Linked DNA regions of Homo sapiens: region 1 is linked to region 2. Evidence: chromatin loops called from intact Hi-C (ENCODE). Cell type or tissue: heart left ventricle. All regions are shown on one strand. Each heading gives the region's core, and the rest is flanking DNA. Links, peaks and the distances in the headings are about the cores only. Region 1 overlaps MYT1L (myelin transcription factor 1 like). Region 2 overlaps MYT1L (myelin transcription factor 1 like).

Evidence for each region. Peaks named below come from ENCODE experiments on the same cell type or tissue, not always from the same donor. Only the 100,000 strongest peaks of a DNase experiment are listed, where the experiment ranks them.
Region 1: a loop joins it to region 2, with 3 times the contacts of the local background. A loop is called at or near these places in 2 of 110 quality-filtered maps.

What each region holds. Positions count from the first base shown.
Region 1 is chr2:2,227,879-2,236,214 of GRCh38, reverse strand. The region is part of intron 2 of MYT1L (myelin transcription factor 1 like); the gene reads left to right. Among named protein-coding and RNA genes, the nearest start is that of MYT1L-AS1, 87 kb to the left of the region's middle. In heart left ventricle, for the core only: no CTCF peak of the experiment used is centred there; no DNase peak of the experiment used is centred there.
Region 2 is chr2:1,886,475-1,894,810 of GRCh38, reverse strand. It overlaps MYT1L (myelin transcription factor 1 like), which reads left to right. Exons shown (of 25, transcript NM_001303052.2): 15 at 2,524-2,774; 16 at 5,334-5,570; 17 at 7,202-7,323; 18 at 8,204-8,272. Among named protein-coding and RNA genes, the nearest start is that of PXDN, 150 kb to the right of the region's middle. In heart left ventricle, for the core only: CTCF peaks have their summits at 3,237, 3,437 (motif pointing right), 6,653 and 8,021; DNase peaks (open chromatin) are centred at 2,703 and 3,477; H3K27ac peaks cover 680 bases.

The sequences.
Region 1 (8,336 bases), core at 57-8,056, 340 kb before region 2:
GGGATGTGCTGGGTTGGGTTGGGATGTGCTGGGTTGGGTTGGGATGTGCTGGGTTAGGATGGGATGTACTGGGTTGGGTTGGGATGTACTGGGTTGGGTTGGGATGTACTGGGTTGGGTTGTGACATACTGGGTTGGGTTGGGATGTAATGGGTTGGGTTGTGATGTACTGGGTTGTTTCGTAATCTGTTCATTCTTGGGCTCCTTTGGGAATATGAAGGGTAATGATACGCTATTATCTATGTGTCTCAAAAATTCAGATGCAATGCAAATGAAACTATTGGATTTTCAATAAAAATATATTAGCTGCTCCTCAGCCTACTAGTAGTAAAAGCCATTCACAACCACATTTTCTTGATGCTAGAGAAATATTTTAATTAGAAATGAAGAGTACATGAGGGAGGGGCGTACCTTATAAAAATATAGAAGTAAAACACTATGAATTCACAATTTCACCATGGAAATCAGCCAGTCAGCCGGAGTTAGTACATGACCAAGGCAGTGATGTATTTCAGTGTACAGTGTGTGGAACTGAGGAGGGGCTGCGTGTTCACTCTTGCCAAATGGAATATGGCAGAAGGGTGAGAAATCAAACTCATGCAATGTGAGGGCCAGAGGAACCAAGAAATACAACCTCTGTGGGAAACACAGGTCCAGAGTTAGTGCCAATAAACACAGGGCTGGAGGTAAGAGACCCAGGAGCAAGGGAGACACCAGCCAGCTAACAGGGACCCCACTAAGGGATGCTGTGAGGGTGACACTAACCAGCTAACACATACCCCTCTAAGGGGAAGCTGTGAGGAAGATGCCAACCAGCTAACCAGCTACACACACCCCTCTACACACACCCCTCTAAGGGGAAGCTCTGAGGAACACGCTAACCAGCTAACCAGCTACACACACACCTCTACACACACCCCTCTAAGGGGAAGCTCTGAGGAAGACGCTAACCAGCTAACCAGCTACACACAGCCCTCTATACACACGCCTCTAAGGGGAAGCTCTGAGGAAGACACCAACCAGCTAACCAGCTAACACACACCCCTCTAAGGGAGGATGTGAGGGAGATGCTAACCAGCTAACAGACACCCCTCTAAGAAGAACCTGTGGTTGCCACAACAAATCTAGCTTGGAAGAGAAGAGAAATTGGTGGGTTATGACAAATGCATTGGCAGGCAGACAAGAGACAATGGAAGAGGCAGAAAGAAAGGGAAAGTGAAAAAGGGGAGGTCCAGGGTGAGGAGCCAGCAGAGAGGGAAAGGACCGCAGGCCAAGGGGAGCTGGAGGCTGGGTTTGGAAAGATGACCAGAGGCGTGAGCATCGGGGGAGTGCAGTGAGGCCTGAGCACTCATCTATTTCAACATATGAACACAGTGCAATCAGAGCCTGTTTAAATAATAGCCTATGTTATTTTGCTTGAGTTCTCCAAGCTCCCAACTTACCAAGCTCAGTGAGTAGAACTTCATATTCTCATGCTGAGATTTGAACCAGAGAATTACTCAGTAATTCAAGTCAGGATATTCTATAACCCTTTTAATGCACTGCCTCTTAAAGATTGCCATGGGGAAGGACTACAGTTTTAGGTGAAGTAGGCCCTCTGGGAGGCACTGTTGACTTTGTAGGCAAGGCAAAGCAGCGTTGCCAACTTGAGCTGCAGGGGTTCCACGCCACACTGCTTTGTCTTTGTCTGTAACCTTCTTGGCTCAAGCATTAATAAACAGCAAAGGTATATATTATGTATCCAAAGATAATCTCTCAAACTTTGCAAGATCTATCCTTGATTTAAATGCATTGTTTGAAGCACTTTTGTACAATCGCAGAAACTTCTGAATTCCGCACCCTACAAATGTGTGCGTCTGTCTTCACTGTCTTTATTCTGCAGACTATAATCAGGGCCTTTCTTTTTTATGATCTTCAGAGCAGGAAAGCCAAGACAAGTGTGAAATTATAAGCTCATCTAACACTATTCTTTTAAATTGAAATGATTTAGAAAAGGGCAACATGTATGAATTTTATTCTGATTCCCTATTTCATGCTTAATTCCAATTTTTAAGGAGTAGAATAATGAGTGTACATTAAAGAGACAAATAGACTGTGCGTTTCACAAATGTCACTTCTTGACCTGATAAATGTGAGTTGCCATTTAAAATGCACTGAATAGACTTTCATAGTAGATTGATTTCACATTTTATTATACAAAACAAGCATGGACTTATCTAAGAGCTACAAGCCTGGTTATAAGATCAGTGCCAGGTATACCCGCAATCCTGCCATGGCCTTATGAAGAAAAACACAAAAACAAACTCCCCATAAGAAAATAGACCCTTGAGCAGTGGCTGTTTCTCCTGTATTTCAGACTGTGGCTGGACATAGTTAAAGGCCACGAGCTTGGCAGGCCAGTACAGGGTGAGAATCTGGACTCCCTTGCAGCCCACAGGGGCTGCCTTGGTTCAACATGATAGCTACTAAAATGGATTGCTGACCCTCCCAGGCAGCAGCCCACCTTGGGTTCATTTCCTGTCTGACAATGGTGCCGATATGGCTGGTTCCGCTCTCTTGTTACAACCACACTCACAGGTGACTCTGAGTCATGATTCCCAGTTCTCATTGTATCATGTGCACTGGATGGCCACTTCCTCTTCTTCCTTCTGTGCCAGGGACACACGAGTGTCCTGAGACACCAGAGGCCGCCCCATCCCACCCCAGGGTCTGTGAGATGTGTAGACCCCTCAGGAGCCAGAGCAGGCGGCCTCCAAGACACAGGCGAGGTCCGCAGGGGCACTGGGTACATCAGCTCTTTAGCATCACAGCGCAACCCTAGGGCTCCCGCAGCCCGTTGGTCTCCAGGACTGAGATGAGACGTGGCAGGCCACACCCCCGCATCTCAGCCCTGACATCCCGGCGCCCCGTGCTCTGCTTCCTTTTTGGATCCTGTCGTCCTGGCACCCCTTGCTCTGTTTTCTCTTTGGACCCTCCTGGCCCTGTCACTCGCTGATCATCTGACCTTGGAAAGCTCAGGTCTGTAAAATAGCTTCTCCAAGATTTCCAAGATGTGAAATGTGCGACTTAAAAAATGTGTATATTATTCATTCATTCACTCAGAAAATATACGTTGAGCACCTGCTACCTTCAGGGAATGCCTATGTGATGTTGAGGAGTGCTTAATGCAGGCTGGGCCCTGAGTCAGGGGCTTCCTGAACGTTTTTACATCCAATCGGCCCAGTGATTTTTCAAGCTAAATTCTATGGCTGTCCTCTGTTCACAGAGACCTCTGAAGGTCCAGAGTGATAAGAAATACAACTTAGGTGGAAATATCAACCCAGAGGCAGTACAATCAGAGAGAAGGGAGCCATGAGGACGCAGGGCCTGAGGGCAGGTCACAGCGCAGTCAGCAGCCAAAGAACTGAAGTCCACCTCTTCTTGCCTGCCCTGTCTGTAGTCACTTCATCATTGCTCCACACTGCCTTCCTGTTTCAAATGTATATCATCATCCTTAAACTTAAATAAGTGTCCAACCATCCCTAAAGCCTATCGTAGCTCCCAGGAAGAGTCCTTTGTCCGAGGAGTCGTGTGAAGAAATGAATGAGTTTTCCTTCCTCATATGGATGGGACGGTGCCACTCTGGGCACAGGAATAACATCCAACATTCACATATTGTCCATAGTTCAAAAACTCATAGAAGCCTTGAGAAGTAATTGTCATACCCATGCTACAGAGGCACCTACTTGGGCCGAGAGAAATTAATGAAGTGGGTAGAAGAGCAGACTTCAAGTCCAGTGCCTTTTCCACCATGGAATGCTGACTTACAAAGTAAAGCCCATAGCTGGCAGCTGCCCCAGGAGAACCTGCCTATGCAGGAAGTTGGCACACTTGAGTTCTTGTTGTGTTTGTCACAGTAACTGCAGGTGACCCAAGCCTCCCGGCTGGAGGGCAGAGCTGCTTGTTGCAATCAAACCCCACCTCTCCTTTTCTGCCTTTTCTTCCTGTGGATGCTGACTGTCCCCTCTTCACCAAACCTACCTGTTATGCACTCAGCCATCTGCACCACTGAATGCATCCTTTCTTCACTCTTTCATGAAGGAATTCAGTAATCAGCAAGTTACATCTTCTTGCCTATTTCTCATTGTGTTCTCTGTCGCAGGGATATTTGCAAAAGAAGCCTTTGCATAATTGTGGAATGAAACTTTCCTTTATTGTTAAGTGGTTTTGCAGTATCAATTTTTAGGTATTTTGAGTTCAGACAGAACTTGTGCATCTCTCTGAGAAGAACCACAATAATCCGTTGCTTGTTCTGATGACTTTTAAGATCAAACCAAACCAGAATCTAAAGAACAAAACAAATGAGCAAAGACTAAATATAAGACTAGAGGAGTTATCTGGGAGGAGTTATCGTGGAAATCCAATTGTTAGAGTCCTTAAGTTGTCATTGTTCCATGCTTTTTTTATATATATAAAAAATTGGTTTTTGGCTAGGCAAGGTGTCCCACGCCTGTAAATGCCTATACTTTGGGAGGCTGAGGCGGGTGGATTGCTCGAGCTCAGGAGTTCAAGACCAGCCTGAGCAACATGGCAAGACACCATCTTTACAAAAAATACAAAAATTATCTGGGCATGGTGTTGCATGCCTGTAGTGCCAGCTACTCGGGAGGCTGAGGTGGGAGGATTGCTTGAGCCTGGGAGGTGGAAGTTGCAGGAAGTTACAGTGAGCTGTGTTTGTGCCACTGCACTCTAGCCTGGGCAACAAAGCCAGACCCTATCTCAAAAAAATAAAAAATTAAAAAAATAAACAAAACCATTTTTGCCTAACGAGCCTTGAAAATCTTAGGCAGTAACGCAGTCAACCTACAAATGTTTGTTAATTAGTAATAGACAGACTGCAATCAACCTACAAATCTTTGTTAATTAGCAAATGACAGACAGACAGACGGAAAATGAATGGGTGAATATGGGTAGGGCAGAATAACTAGTATCTCCCTTCTGTCATCCTACAGTGGGGCTTACTTCTCTCATGCTTTAATATTCAGCTGTTAATATTTTTCCCAATCCAGCTCAATAGTCTGGGAACCAGTGAAATAAAAAGCAGGAAATGAAAGCTGTGTTTGCAGTTGAAAAGGACTGGAAAGGGTAATAACTTGGATAATGTTGATTCCTATTTTGAAGTATTTGCGAAGCACCTTTGCTATGCCCTGAGTCTGGGGGTGGGGGCTGGGTAAGTTCCCTGATGGTCGTGTGGTCTGTCTGCCTGGGCCAGTGGTGTGGCCTGAACAGCCGTCTCACAGTAGTGCTCCATGGAACCTGACTCCTGTCCAGGCTCAGGGCACCTCATTTTCCACCATAGAAATGTAAAGACAGAAAGATCTTGGAGGTATTTGAACAGGTGCTTTTTTCTCCACCTAAGCTTATAAAAATATGCAAATAGCTGAGGATCAAAGGTAAGACTGGGAAAATGGCTTGGAGTGGAATCTTTCAGCGTGGTGTGCAGCCCGCTTGAGACAGAGCCCCCGGCAACATCAGTGCTGTCAGCTTTGGTGCCGGTGGAGCCCGCTGACAGCCCAGATGCTGCTGCTAGAAGTGGATTTTCCACAGCGTGGCGTCTGGGTAGGGAGCGGGCTGACACTGTCACATGTCACCTTGCAGGCATGCAGCTTGCCAGTGGCGATGGCAGAGCTCAGGGAGTTGGCCAGGGCTACCATCCTAACTCAGCAAGACCCATAATAGTCACCGAACAAGAATTCTGTGTTCTAAGTACATTGGCGATTCATAATCCTGAATTGAGCTGGTCAATAAACTCACAGGGAACAGGCGTCACATATTACTTAGCATACATCCTAATGAATTACTTTCAGAAATTCGAGCTTGAAGTTGCATCCCAGCAAAAGGAAACTGTACCTTGGAAGTGCTAAGGAAACAGACGCTGCAGCTGAGGGATGAGTTCACCGAGCACTTTGTAGGTTGTTTTCTCCCACAGGCTGAACCCAGCAGCTGCCTGCCTTTTCCTTATCCTTTCTATAAATATGTTGTTCTATTATAAAACAAATTCAACTGGCTGATGTTTTCCTGTTGAGAGATCACTGTTCACCGTATAAAAGGGTTGTCAAATGCATCTTAAGGCTCCCTCTACTGACAAGTCACTGGAGAATCTGAAATGTAATTTACATGAAGGAAAAGAGGAATTGTTTTGAAGTCAAATCTATGTTAGGCGAGTAAACAGTTAAAAATAAAGGTAAAGGAGATTTCAAGTAAAATTCTCTGCTTAATAATGCAAGGAATTTAAAACAAATGGTTTTTCACCGGAAGGATTTATAAATAATAAAATTGTAAATGTGGTTTTCTGTTTCGGTGGAGAGGACAAAGACTTGGGAGGCAGATGCACACTGGTTCAGATGGCAGCTCCAGCCCTCACTAGCTGTGCAGTTTTACACACACCATGGGAGCAGCTATGTTGTGTGCCTGCTTGCGTTGGCATAAGGTTTAGAGATAATATATGCATATACATACATATACATAGAATTCTGAACACAGTGCCTTGCCTATAGTGGGTGCACGCTGGAGCCCAGGAGTTCAAGACCAGCCTGGCCAACACAGTGAGGCCCCATCTGTGCAAAAAACTGAAAAAAAAAGAAATCTCCACCTGTGTTCCCAGCTACTCAGGAGGCTGAGGTGGGAGGATCACTTGAACCCAGGAGGTTGAGGCTTCAGTGAGCCATGATCACACCACTGCACTTCAGCCTGCGCAGCAGAGTGAGACTGTATCCACACACAAAAAAAAAAGAAAGAAAGAAATCCTATGAGACTATCTTTATAAGTGTTCAAGAATATGTGGCTAGGGATGCTCATTGTGCTAGCCAGCTTTGTAATAATAAAATCATGGAAACCACCAAAATTTCAAATGTAGGAGAAAGAATGAGTAAATATTTATTTTTATATATAGGGATCCTGTGCTTTTTTAAAAAAAGAATGAAGCAGATCTAGAAAAGTTAATAAAGATATCATTTTTGTATATGAAGAACTCATTTCAAATGTATGGAATAATGTGATTCTATTTGTATAGAGAAGATAGTTATGTTAAATATGTAATTAGATATGTAAAATGCCTAATATAAACATAAACACATCTCTGTATATTTATGTATGTATGTGTATACACAGAGTGATACATTTGTAAAGGCATAGAAAATACCTGGCTGAGTTCTCAACCGGCTGTTTGCTGCTGAGAAATCGGAGCCAGGAGCTCAGCTGGATACGTTGGAAGACCCCCGTGTTTCACTTCATATCCTTCTCTACTGCTTGTGTTTCTTCTTATTAACTTGCCCTTGTCCTGTATTTTTTAAAAAGATTGTTAATATGTGCTAATATTGAGCACAAATTTATTGTATTGGCTGGGCAAATAATCAATACTTCCCTGTTACCTTGAAAAGAAGCAACCTAAATAACATAGTTTTTCATAAGTTTTCAGGTGTTTGGGGGAACATGAAATAGTGTATTTATAGCTCTTCTCTGTAATATTAAGGTTGAAACCTTTTTATACCTGCTAAGTTATATAAATGGTTCTATTTTAATGTTTTATAGACAAAGTGGGTTTCTAGACTGCAATTTATATTATTAGCTTAAAATTTTTGCTTTTAATCTTTCAACTCAAGAATTTATATAAATACTTTTTCTATAAAATCAAAAAGATTGGCAAAAAAATTCTAAACTTTCTTCCAGTTCTAAAGTTCAATTTGTCTTGCTGATTTCAGCAAAAATCTTAACTATTTAATTAGATAACAGTATTAAAAAATGTTTGCTTTTGGATAAGACATTCATTCACTACAGTATTCAAAATCTAACACAATGGTAAGTAACCATGTGGCTAGCTAAATTATTATTATAATCCTGTTGCACAGGTTTTTAATATTATCACCTTTGCCAATTTGAAAGTCATATGATGGACTTTTGCATCTTTGTGCTCTTAAGGTAATTATGAAGCTAAATGACTTTATCAGATATTCAAACCTGATACAAAATGTATATTACAGAATCACCCCCTTGCCCTGTCTTTTATGTAGGTAATGATTATACTGATGATAGTGATGATGATTATATTATCTGTAATCCTTGCATAGAGATATACATGGTCTGAACATCAACAAACTTATATTCAACCCTAGGCATTTACTAGCCGTTATGAGCTACTTGACATTGGGCAATTTAGTTAATGTCTGTGAGTATCTATTTTCTCAACTGCAAGATGGAGTTAATAGTATCTGCCTTTCAGAATATCTGAAGAATTGAACAAGCTAATATGTAAATCACAGAGCACAACTTCTGACAAATGCTAGAAGGTCATGTTAATTC
Region 2 (8,336 bases), core at 55-8,054:
GGGCGTCAGCGGGAGCTCCTGCCACACCTCCACACCCACACTCCTGAGCATCGCCCTCACCAACGCTGAGTGCAAGGTTGCCAGCCGACCTATGTCAGCTGCCGTTGTTTGTTGCATTAACTTGTGTTATTCCTTTAATTTTTTTTAGGAATTGAAATTCCCTCATTTCAAAACAAAAGTGTTATTTTTTTTAATTTATGTGGGCAATGTTTTTTTTTTTCCTAAACCAGTGGCTAGCCCTCACTAGTAAAAACAAAACCCCATATTATTATTTCATTTCTCCTACAATTATTCTACTATTTCTTAACAAAATTGTAAATTATGTAAAATCACAACCTTTAGTTCATATCCAAAGTATCACAAACTGCAAACTGGTTTGTGACGGTTGCTTAGGGTGGATCAAGGTGTGCACTGCACAGGGCCCGTGGGGGTGCCCTTACAGCCTCTGCTGTCTCCCTCTGGTTGACTCCTTTGCAGCCCCACGGTGGTCTCTCTCAAAGGCCCTGGTGTGGGCCTTGCTCAGACCAGCAGCCACTGCCCACCCCGCCCTGCACTGCTGGGCTCCCTAGAGGAGGGGCATCCCAAAGTAGAGAGAAGGGAGGGGCACACTGAGGGACACTCAGACACGCTTCTCAGGGACAGCTGTGCCCCACCAGCCATGGGCCCACTCTGAGTGGCTTTGCTCATTCAGATTAGCAAAACACAGTCATAATATCAACAGATTACTATTGTATTTCATGGGTTTTGTGGGTGCGGATTTGAGCCTCTGGCTCATGCACAGGAATCTGGGTGTAAAGCGGTTACTTGCTTGGGGAATTCTCTGTAGCTTTTGGCAGAGGCTGAGACGAAGACAGCCTGGCCAACTCCCAGCCTGGGCACTGTCCTCAGTCTTCCTCTGCAGAGGCCTGTGCATTACAGAATCACCAATAACACACCTCTTCCCCATGTCCTGAGAGCCTTCAGTCCCAAACCAAACCTTGTCAATGAGGACTCCTTCTTTTTTCCCTTTGTATCCAAATCCAGGGCAATTTCTTAGCATTGCTCATAATGACCGTATCAGCAATGTGAGAAAGCTTTTTGCTTCACTTAGCTTTGTTCTCTTCTTCCTCTGTGGGAAGGAGTCCCTGGGGAAGCCTGGCTCCAGGTTCAGAGCTGCTGCCGATGGCACAGAAGACACCGCAGGAGCCATGACCAACTGCGAGGTCTCCCTTTCCTTGTAGCAACAGACAAAACCATAGTTTCCATCAGAATTAGGCAGCTTGGAGCTTTGCCGATTAGGACTAGGGCAGCCCTAAGCACCAGGAGAACCCGGGCTAGAGTGTCTCTAGCCTATCACCAAGTTCTCCCAGCTACACTCACAACGGTCCCAGGGAAGCAGGCGGGGATCTCTTGGGGAAGAAGGTGCTTCCTAAAGGGAGGGGCTCACTGACGGAGGGATTTAGGACATGGGAGAGACCAGGTCCACCTCTGAGTAACTCTTCACTCTGCTGGATTCCAAGAGAAATGTCTGGCCATGCACAAATGAAGTCCTGTGACATTAACTGGCAGGGATAACAATTAGTAAAGAAGGACCCATCGGATAAATCCTGGACTGAAACATTGTCATGTACTAAAGGAGATTTAAATAGCTCTAACAAATAACCCTTGCCCCTCAGTGCTGGTTTGGCTGTTAGTGAGTGTGGTGGCTCAGAAAGGATTACTGGGCAGTGGGAATCGTGTCAGTGAGGGTCAGTGCAGGGAACAGAGAGGCCGTGGCTATGAAAGAGGCAGCTGCACACGTGCCCCGCGTGTCTGCCACCACCAAGTGGCCACTCAGGTGTTTCGACATTTATCCTGAGCTTATTCTCTATGTGCATTTCCCCGTTTCACTCCCATGGCCTGTATCAGAATTCTAGAAAAAAAAGGATGTTGGACTCACCCTATCTGGTCTGCATGCCCAGCCAGAAATCCACCTCCCAAAGCACGTGGTCCCCACAGGCCCAGAAGGTGGCTGCCGGGGCCCCTCTGGCTGAAAGGAACAGCCCACCTCTTGACAGATAAGGGACCGCGGATCCAGGTTGGGTCACCAAAAGTGCTCACGAGCCCTCATGTGCTGCGGAGGAGCCCCACTCACGCTTAGGGCCTCGACTGGGATTTGACTGGGCTGGAATTCCCAGTCACTTCCCTACACCCTGCGGCTCCTAAAAGCTAGCCAGCCGTGTGTCTGTCTTTCGAGGGACCAGGTGACCGCCTGTGCTGGGTGTGAGGTGCAGCCTCTCCAACAGGTCGATGAATTATCCTCCAGGGCAAAAAAAAAAAAAAAAAGGAAAAAGGAAAAAAGAAGAAAAAAGAAAGGAGCCGGAAAGTTTTGTTTTGTTTTCGTTTGCCTGTTGTTTGTTTTCTTTACGCGTAAGCCCCAGCACCCTGAGGGCCGTCCCACGCGGCTGTGTGTGGCTGAGGCCGGGGCGGGCAGGCCCTGCCGTGTGCTGTCTGCCGTGTGCCCTGCGGCCGGGGCCTGAGTCATCCCTGTCCCTGTCTCCCCAGCGAAGCGGTACTGCAAGGACCCCAGCCCCAGCAGCAGCAGCACCAGCAGCTACGCGCCCAGCAGCAGCAGCAACCTGAGCTGCGGCGGGGGCAGCAGCGCCAGCAGCACGTGCAGCAAGAGCAGCTTCGACTACACGCACGACATGGAGGCGGCCCACATGGCGGCCACCGCCATCCTCAACCTGTCCACGCGCTGCCGCGAGATGCCGCAGAACCTGAGCACCAAGCCGCAGGACCTGTGCGCCACGCGGGTACGCGCGCCTGGGCAGGTGGAGCCACCTGGCGGGTGGGGGAGGCCGGGCCGCGGACCCAGCCACCGAGACACGCGGCGCTTTCGGGGCAGCTGTATGGGGCAAACGCCGTGATCTCCTAAACCATTCTCGCCACTGTGAACAATTAGTGCAGCTTCCCTTAACGCAGCCTGAACACACCATTGTCCAAAGCGCATCCATTTTCTAAATCAGAGGCAAGGGTCAGATCTTGTAGATGAACGTGCGTGAATGGATCCTTCTCTCCAGGATCCAGAAGCATTTCTGTAAACAAAGGACACCACGTGGGCCTCCTGTGGTCTCCAGTGACCGCACAGAGCATGCAAAACGAAGCGTGGGTCTCCTTGAACTTTGACAGGAAGTTCTGCTAGCACCATTGTCACGTGAAATGCAGGGATCTGCCTATGGACTCCTGGGTAGCAGGGAAAGGAAGTAAAAATCAGACTTCACACCAAGGGATCAGCCGTGTATTTACAGCCAGCACTCGTCAGTTCCACATTTTCATGGATGCTATAGTGCTATGAAAGGCATAGGAAGAGTGTCTATTTTTAATTTTCTTATCAATTGAACCAGTGCTTATGCTGGGCAGGAGAGAGAGCGTTTAAGATGCAGCACAGACCTGGGAGACAGCTGCCTCGCCGAGGCCACCAGGCGGCTGGGGAGAACCAGGCGGTGCCAGGGAGCGGTCAGATTGTGTTCTCAGAGGAGACGCTGAGCAGCGGACATGTTCACCTCCTCTCCTGATAAACAAAGGGCTCTCCACTGTGTAGCGCTGCCTGGCCATGTACCTGAGTGGACCACACTGACAGTGGTTCTTGTAAATATTTGTAGTTGGTATGAATGAAGAAAGGTCAGTAATCTTACGTTTTGCAAATGTTTTTTTCTTCTATCAGTATATTTAGTCCTAGATATTGGAGAAGAGTCAGGTGCATGCAGTTTTCATGGTGATCAAGGTTGCAAAAATGCAAGGTTAGCATGGAAGAGATTCTGTGGCAACCACAAAAAAAATAAAATAAAAGGCAGAGACCCCTTCCAAATTTTGTTGCACTTTCTTAAAATTAAACTAAGACTGAGAGAATAAATCCAACATTATAAAGCTTAAATTAGTATCAAAGCTTCAAATCAGAGTACACTTTGACAAAGAGAGTTCAGGCAGAATGATACTGTATAATTTATCAAGGTAACAGCTCCGGGGATGGAGGTCTCATTCCAAGCATCTTCCTTCTGCTGTTGCATCCAGAGGAGAGAGCTGCTAGACCCTTGAGGAGGCAGCAGCTTTCAGACCAGCTCTGAAATCAAATTTTGCTAAGGAGAGTGTCACTCTTTGGGGAAAAACATGCAGGATTGTTAGGGGTATTCTGATTTTTTTTTTTTAACTTTCTGTCCATGTGTCCATTCTTCTGACTCTCTTCCTGAGAGGCAAGTGCTGCAGAATTATTGATGCATTTCAAAGCATCATTTAAAAAATGAAAGAGCCTCACCCTGTACCTCTTTGGGGTTTTTTTTTAAGCCAGTAGACTAAATTGCAGGTTTGCTGAAATCTAGAGATCAGACGGTAATCACTGTAGTAAAGGTATTTTTAGCTACAACTGCAGATCTTCTTTCGTAAAGTGGAAAATTATCTTCATTATAAAAGTTCTTATTACAGCCAGGCGCAGTGGCTCACACCTGTAATCTCAGCACTTTGAGGGGCTGAGGCGGCTGGATCACTTGAGGTCAGGAGTTTGAGACCAGCCTGGCCAACATATAGTGAAACCCCATCTCTACTAAAAAATACAAAAATTAGTTGGGCATGGTGGTGCAAACCTGCAGTCCCAGCTACTTGGGAAGCTGAGACAGGAGAATTGCTTGAACCTGGGAGGTGGAGGTTGCAGTGAGCCCAGGTCGTGCCACTGCACTCCAGCCTGGATACCAGAGCAAGACTCTGTCCCTCAAAAAAAAAAAAAAAATTGTATTACAAGGTAAATTTTAGTTTATTCTCTTTCCTTCCTTCATCCTTCTAATTCTTTTGTTATCCTCCTCCCTAATTCTTGAACTATTAGCATCAATAAAAAAGAGAATTTTTAAGCTGATATATGTGTGTTTATACACACACACACATGCACATACATGTATATGCACACATGCATACACACAAAATTTTTATCTCTTAGGTATTTGCAACGGTAATAAAATTAAAATTAAGCACTTTGTAATTTTCTTCTGAACAAACTCTAAATCAGAGATACAATAGGACAAAAAGGAAGGAGAGAGAGAGGATAGACAGTAGATAAATAGGGAAATGGAGGGAGGGAGGGAGAGAGGGATGGCGGGATGGATGCCTGGATTCTCCAACCAATTTTGCAGCTAAGCGTGGGATAGCAGGAATGTACCACCAGACAAGGCCTGTCCGCCTTGGGAGTTTAGGCCAAGGAAACAGCAGCGAGGGATTCTGTGTTGAACGCTACACTGGCTGACGGCAGGACTGTAATCTGGGAGGAAGGACTCGTGGTGTCACAAGATGCCGGGCCAAGCACAGTCACTATGTCTTTCTACCGACAGAACCCTGACATGGAGGTGGATGAGAACGGGACCCTGGACCTCAGCATGAACAAGCAGAGGCCGCGGGACAGCTGCTGCCCCATCCTGACCCCTCTGGAGCCCATGTCCCCCCAGCAGCAGGCAGTGATGAACAACCGGTGTTTCCAGCTGGGCGAGGGCGACTGCTGGGACTTGCCCGTAGACTACACCAAAATGAAACCCCGGAGGATAGACGAGGACGAGTCCAAAGACATTACTGTATGTCCTTTTCATTGAGCCTGTGTTGACTGCCAGACTTAAAAATGGGGCCCCAGCTGAAAGAAAAGCCATTTGCACATACGTTATGAGAAAATATATTTTCTCTTTAAATATGACCTTTAGCTGAGGAGGACTTAGAAAACAGTTTTTGTTGACCCAGAAGAGATTTGCGACTAACATTGATTAGAGTGAAACAAAGTATTGACTCTTGTAAATGATAAAGTTTATTTTCTAACAAATATGTTTTGTTACAAATGATTACTCTAAGAAAACGTATAAATAGCACCTGAGTTCATTTTTCTGGGTGTCCTGTTGAAACAATACAGGATTTTCCTTGCAGGTAGAGAATTCTAATAGGAGTCTTAGATAGTTAAATGGTTAACTATGTGCTATTAATTAACTAGCCCTTCGAAACTAAGGACAGTGTCCCTTCTCTAAGAAACCTAAGTACTCAAAAGAGTTTAGCCTTGAATAAACTATTTTAGTACCATCACCTAAGTCTTTGTTTATGACAGTATTACTAAAACATCTATGTCAAGAACATACTTTTGAAGTAGCTACAGTGTTCAAATTCAGGTTATTAAAATAGATATAATGCCCTTTAGGCTTTGAAAAGAAATAAAGAAAAATGTTTTCTTTATGTACCGACTTTAAAGTCTTATGACATCTTCTTTCTTCACTGAAAAATGAAATGTGTTTTTAGTACAATAGAGAGACCACCATCGAAGCACTAGTGTCTTACAGAAACAAGGAAATGGAAAAAAAAGAAATATTAGCCCCATGTAGAAATTGGCAGAGAGGGCACCTGCTTATAAGCCTATTATCTGCATTCTTCAAATTGATTTCAATATCCAGGCATTGTGAAAAAGAACCAAATCAGAGTGGCAAGCTAAATTTCTAAGTATTTTTTTCTCCCGCAGTGTTGAATCATTACTACCAAATAAGGCATGGTGGTTGAATCTCCAAATTCATTTTAATTGAAAGTAAGCCCTCCTAAAATGACAGAAGTGTTTTCATCCTGGATCATCATGGAAGACAAACCTTCCCATGTATCTACACTTAGGAAAGTGTCTGCTGAGCATTGCCACCTGTAGAAACATCTACGTTACTGCAGTTGAACACACAAGGGAAAAGGAAATTTACAGTTACATTCCTCTAAATTGGTCTCCATTACCTTGAATCTTAAAGCATGTGCTTGTAAAATACTGACCAATGGTGGGGGAAAGCTCAGCCCTAAGACACTGTAGTTCCAGTGTTGAATCTTTGCAGGCAAGTGTTGGATAAAGCAGCCACCCACAGGTGTGTGCTGAATGCTGGATGAGGAAGACCAAGTTAAATGTAGTCTCTGGCTACCAGACCGTGTGTGTGTCCATGTGATGAGCACAGCCAGGTGAATATTGAATAAGGGCCCTGACCACTGACAGGTGACCATCATTTTAGGAGTTTAGAGCAGTGGAAGAAAAGTTCAATATGCATTTTCAGTAGGGGCGTTATCAGGACCAAAAGGATCTTAAAGGTACAGCAGAAAGAGGTGTAAGATGTAGAGGCCACCCCAGAGCCACGAACCACCTCCCTCAGTCTGTGTGCCATGTGATCATCCGTGTGGCTCTGAAGCTGTGTTTTGCCCACAGCCAGAAGACTTGGACCCATTCCAGGAGGCTCTAGAAGAAAGACGGTATCCCGGGGAGGTGACCATCCCAAGTCCCAAACCCAAGTACCCTCAGTGCAAGGAGAGCAAAAAGGACTTAATAACGTAAGCATGCTGTGAGGTGAAATTATGAATCTTCTTAATCTTCCCATTCTTTGGCTGATTTTTTAAAACTGGATCTGTATATGCCTTGCCGTTTGAGCATGCGACATTCGCAGCATATAAATGTTTCCGACTGCTGGGTCAGTAGAGTGAGCAGCTAACCGTGCACTTGCCTGTTCCCAGTGACGCTCTGTCGGATGGGGGCGTCATTTTCATTTAACCCGTGCATTTTGCCGCTTTTCTTCAGGGTGCTTAAATCCCCTTGCAGACATTGCAGCTAAACTGGAAACAATGAAACTTTTTTAAAAGTTTTTTTTTTTTTTAAACATACTTACTATTTTGGCTGTTTTTGTTTTTGTTTGGTGGCAGATGTCCAACTCCAGGGTGTGATGGGAGTGGTCATGTGACTGGTAATTACGCCTCACACAGAAGGTGTGACTTCATTTTTCTCATGGTGGATTCTGTCTTTTCAATTTATTGTTTTCAGCTTACCTCAACAATGCTGTCAAAGTAAAAATGTTGAATTCTGTGTCAACCCTTTAAGTGCTATATGTTGACCTTCAAAAGCATGCTAATTTATGTGTTGTATAATGTCTTTTATTTTCAAATAAACGACCTAAATTTGTAAAATTCTTCTTAAGCATTTAAGCCAAAGAGCACAAATGTTTTATCTTATTTTTAAACAATTGCTTATTAAGAAATATTTTCTTAAATTTATATTCGAACCGATTCAGAATTAATTACACAAAAAAAAATTCAATATACAGCACTTGCCCATTGCTTTTCTGCATTAAACTCTTTAATTTCGGTTTTTATGTTGTGTTTGTTTGGGAGTTACGCGCTTCGCAGTTGACTGACCTGCCTGTCCCGGCCTGTCTTACAGTCTGTCTGGCTGCCCCCTGGCGGACAAAAGCATTCGAAGTATGCTGGCCACCAGCTCCCAAGAACTCAAGTAAGATTTAATGACAATAATTCTCTTTTAAAAATCCATGCACTCAGTAGTTCACAAAAAAAAA